2 separate regions of the Homo sapiens genome follow, and region 1 is linked to region 2. Evidence: read pairs that join two places in POLR2A ChIA-PET (ENCODE). Cell type or tissue: endothelial cell of umbilical vein. All regions are shown on one strand.

Region 1 (2,500 bases), 220 kb after region 2:
GAGCAAACTCTTCTTTAGCAATTGACATTTTTACATTATTCCCTTTTCTTCTTGTGTTTTACATATATTTCCATTCTATTTATTCTGTAAAATCTTGTATTAAAAAGTATTTTATAGGCCAGGTGCGGTGGCTCATGCCTGAAATCCCAGCACTTTGGGAGGCCGAGGTAGGTGGATCACGAGGTCAGGAGCTCGAGACCATCCTGGCTGACACGGTGAAACCCCATCTCTACTAAAAATACAAAAAATTAGCCTGGCGTGGTGGGGGGCGCCTGTAGTCCCAGCTACTTGGGAGGCTGAGGCAGGAGAATGGTGTGAACCCAGAAGGTGGAGCTTGCAGTGAGCCGAGATCATGCCACTGCATTCCAGCCTGGGCGACAGAGCAAGACTCCATCTCAAAAAAAAAAAAAAAAAAAAGATTTTATAGCTAATCCTGTTATACTTCTTTGTAATAAAAATGTTACATGTACAAATACTCAAATTTCAAAATTTCTTGGGATCAGGCTGGGCGCGGTGGCTCACACTTGTAATCCCAACTTTGGGAGGCTGAGATGGGTGGATCGCTGCCATCCAGGAGTTTGAGACCAGCTCAGCCAGCGTAGAGAAACCCTGTCTCTGCTAAAAATACAAAAATTAGCTGGGTATGATGGTGGCCTGCACCTATAATCTCAGCTACTCCGGAGGCTGAGGCAGGAGAACTGCTTGAACCTGGGAGGCAGAGGTTGTGGTGAGCCAAGATCACACCACTGCACACCAGCCTGGGTGATGGAGTGAAACCCTGTCTCAAAAAAAAAAAAAAAGTTTCTTCTCCAGTTTTTCATCAATTTTTAGAAGTATGTAATTGATTCTAATTACATAGAAAAATAAATTTTTTGAATGCATTGCTCAGTGAGATGGATAGTGCAGTTTTATTTATTTGTTTTTATAATGAATTCATGTATTCATTGAATATTACTGCTAGCATGAGGCAGAGTTCAGCATCAATTCTATTTCCATTTTTCATTGTTATAGTTGAAATGCTGAGAAACCTTGTTCACACGTGATGGGAATGGAATAGGGTTGCCAGATTTAGCCTCTCTTTCCCATCTACTCCTCACCCTACTGTCTAATATGTGGCTGTCGGCTGAAGTTAAATGTCAGCTATGGAAAGCCATTTACAGGGGAGTAAGCAGCTGTTGTTCTTGTCTGTCCTGCATTTGTCCTCCCATCTGCCTACTCTTTGGGGGACTGCCAATTCCCCACTGCAAATCCAGTGGTGCTGGCAGGGCTGCCCGTCACAGTGCTCTACCCTCCAGGATGGGCGTGGGATGCGTCCTGGCCAATCACATTTCGCTCTGACCTGAGATTGGGCCAAGAGGTCAGTATGTGACCCAAGGAGGGTCAATCAGAATCTCCGTATGGGATTTGACACATAGTCATTGGAAGAAAGAAGCTTTCACTTTCTGTTTGATTACAGTCATGATGATGTAGCCCTGGGACTGTTGGCAGGCACATCAGCTGTCTTTTCCTGCTTGGAGAAAGCCTGGCTGCAGCCGGAGGGAGAAAGGCCAACCCTTGGAAGGGAAGTAGAGTCAAGAGCAGCAAATTCTGGGTCTCCTGGTGGGGTGTTTTGAGCCCCTGAATTCGATCATCTTTGAAGACAGCTGTACCCATGGATGTCCCAGTTATGTCAGCCTATAAACCCATACTGGTCTTTAATCCTGTTTGGTTGCTTTCACTTTTAACCTAAAGAATCTGATTAACACACTATAGTAGTTTTCTATTGCTGCTGTTGCAAATGACCACACACTTAGTGCCTTAAAACAATACAAGTTTCTGATCCTATAGTTCTGGAGTTCTGAACTCTGAAATAGGTCTTAAAGGTGAAAGTCAAGGTGTCAGCAGAGCTGTATTCCTTTAAAGGCCCTGGGGAAAATTAGTTTACTTGCCTTTTCCACCTTGTAGAGGCCACCTACGTACCCCAGCTCCTGGCCCCTTCCTCACATCACTCTAACCTCTGCTTCCATGGTCACATCTTCTCTGACTCTCCTGCCTCCCTCCTATCATGATCCTCGTGATTACACTGGACCCACGAGGATGATCCAAGATGATCTCCCTCTCTCATCCTTAACTCACACAGGCAGAGTCCCTTTTGCCATGTGAAGTGACATATTCACAGGTTCTGAAGATTAGGGCAAAGACATCTTTGGGAGCCATTATTTTGTCTCCCACACATATTCAAGAAGAAGAATCACACTTGACCACTGAGAAGGTCACTTTTAATCACAGAGCAAAGCGTCCTCCTTTTAGGTGGCACCAACAGGATTTTAGTGCCAAGTTCCTCAGCACTTACCTTGGAGCCGCTGAGGGGGATTTCCAGTGTCTGGTGAGCCTGGGGCTGGCTGGTCTTCCCCCTGTGTCTCCGCAAAGCCTGCTATGGGCCTGAGAAGAGCCAGTGCTCCGGAACATTCCAAGTAATTGCCATCAAGGAACAGCTCGCTGGGGAAGGGAGCAGAATACA
Region 2 (2,500 bases):
ATAGACAAAGGAAAGAAAGAAAAAAGAAATGTGTCCAGAATCAGACTATTTTTCACAACCTTCATTGCTCTCTCCCTTGCCAAGCCACCATCTCCACTTACCTAGATTATTGTAATAGCCTAACTGGCTTCCCCAATTCCCCCCTTCTAGTCTAGTTTCAAAGAGAAGCCTGCAGGATCCTTTAAAAATTTGAATTAGATCATGTTATTGTTCACTGCTTAAAATCCCTCATCATGGTCACTGTAAAAGCCAAAGAACTTAACAATGGGTTCTAAGGACCTACAGTCTGGATCTCCTTTAACTCCCTAACCTCAGTCTCCTACTGCTCTCCCCTGGCTCACTCCATTCAGCCCCTCTCACTTCCTTGATGAATCTTCAACACATCAGCACCATAAGCCTCAGGGCCTTTGCACCTACTGCTTCCTGTGCTGGACATTTCCAGGGCTAGTTCTTTCACCTCCTTCAGCTCTTCCCTCAAGGTTCCCTTTCCATAAGGCTTTCCCAGACCACTCTGCATGTAAAAACCACAATCCTTCCCAACTTACCCTATCTCCTTTTTCTGTTTTATTTTCCCCCTCAGGATGTACTATCTTCTAATTCACCATGAGTCTAAGCTCCAGAAAGACAGGAATTTTTCTTCTGTTCATTGCTGGAACCCAAATGAGTGCCTGCCACAAAGCAGGCCCTCAAAAAATATGTCAATAAATTAATAGGACTTCTGCTGGAAGGGAGGAGGGCAGGGAACACTTCATTGCAGACCTTTTAAAGCTATTAAACCACGGATAATACTTTCACAAAAGTCTTTTTTAAATAATGAGTACATATTTAACTGTCAAGGAAAAGAGACTTAGGAAGACAGCTAGTAGATAATGTGGGATCAGAAGCAGCTTTTGGTTTAAGATAGGAGAGAGTTGAAGATTTTTTCAAGTTGACAGGAAGGATCCAATACAGACAGAAAGGCTAAATACACACAAGAAGAGAGAGTACACAGTATGTTTCTGAGACACTGAGAGAGGATGAGATCCAAAGCAGGAGTGACACAGGTGGCCTCAGGTGAAAGGAAGGGCAGCCCCCAGTCAGAGCAGGAAGAATGTGACAGACAAAATGGCTGCCATTGTAGATTTGTTTTACTGGTAATGGGGAAACTGGAGGAGCTCCCATCTGAGTTCTTCTATTATCTCTTGAAGCAAGAAATCAGGTTATATGAAGAGAGTGAGTTGTAAGGAAAAAGGTAAGGGGTTAGAGGCTTGAGTGAAAGTTGGAAATAATCCTTTCAGAGAATTATCCAGAGAAATTCCATAGGATTACCAGGCAGTTAAGCAAGTCCATTTGAGGGAGGTGCTCAAGTACTCACAGTGCTAATTAGTCCTGCTCAGTATCTGCTCAGGGGCAGGGGCACAGAAGGATGAGCTACATCCAGTAATTATATGGCTTTATCCAGGAGTGGGGTACTCCCACAGGGTGTGACATGAAGACTGAGAGGTCTGGGATTTTAGAGCACCAGTAAAAGTAAAAATGAAATAACAACCATGGAATTAAGCTACATAAAAGGGAAGACGGGGTGGGAGATGAGATAAAGTAATGTTCTAGGGAGCAGTTGCAGGTGTCTGTGGCTGAGGAAGAGATGAGCTGATCATGAACCAGCAGGCCAGGACATTCGATGATTACTCATGTGACTGTTAACACCATTCACATAAATGGCTCGGCCAAGCAAAACAGGAGGAAAAACTGGGCTAGGATGGCTATCAAAGAGCGTTACAAACTGGTAACTTTGAAAAACGGATGTATTAAAAATCAGACACAGACATAACTTTAAAATAATAAACATAATTTCCCATCCCCCAAGCAAGCACTACATTGGAAACCTGCACGTTGTGCACACGTACCCTAGAACTTAAAGTATAATAAAAAAAAAAAAAAAAAAAAAGAATGCCTGGCACAAAAAAAAAGATTCTTCCTTCTCAATAACTATACTGACCTATTTCAAATTCAACATAAATGTATATCAGCTACAAAAAAAAAGAAATAAAATAAAATGGCAAAAAAAAATCCAAGTCCTCAGAGACACTATTTCATAAAATATAGATTTGCTCTATTAATTAAAATATTTAGTTTTAATGCAGAATAAATGTTACATTTCAAGAAATTTAGTGTCCTTATTATAAGACAGAAAAATCAAATCTACTACCCATGAGTAAGCCCCTGTGTCTTTCTATAGTTAGAACAGTCTCACAAGTAATTATAAAATGCACTTGCTCAGTTGTCTGCTTAACAGAAGGAAATAGAAGGTAATACACATTCTAAGAATGATGTGTCTAAATGTAATCACAACTTGGGACTCTTTTTTTTTTTTTGAGACGGAGTTTCGCTCTTGTTGCCAAGGCTGGAGTGCAATGGCGCAAACTTGGCTCACTGCAACCTTTGCCTCCCAGGCTCAAGCGATTATTCTGCCTCAGCCTCCCGAGTAGCTGGAATTACAGGCGCGTGCTACCACGCCCAG

The links. ChIA-PET counts read pairs that join two places held together with the same protein. Peaks named below come from ENCODE experiments on the same cell type or tissue, not always from the same donor. Only the 100,000 strongest peaks of a DNase experiment are listed, where the experiment ranks them.
Region 1: POLR2A ChIA-PET joins it to region 2 with 5 read pairs; 3 of 35 experiments call an interaction of 5 or more read pairs at or near these places.

What each region holds. Positions count from the first base shown.
Region 1 is chr3:141,685,850-141,688,349 of GRCh38, reverse strand. It overlaps the pseudogene LRRC78P. Among named protein-coding and RNA genes, the nearest start is that of RNF7, 51 kb to the left of the region's middle. RefSeq lists an enhancer at 1,495-1,704. In endothelial cell of umbilical vein, no CTCF peak of the experiment used is centred here; a DNase peak (open chromatin) is centred at 1,369; H3K4me3 peaks cover 292 bases; H3K27ac peaks cover 551 bases.
Region 2 is chr3:141,907,496-141,909,995 of GRCh38, reverse strand. The region is part of intron 3 of ATP1B3 (ATPase Na+/K+ transporting subunit beta 3); the gene reads right to left. Among named protein-coding and RNA genes, the nearest start is that of ATP1B3, 32 kb to the right of the region's middle. In endothelial cell of umbilical vein, no CTCF peak of the experiment used is centred here; no DNase peak of the experiment used is centred here.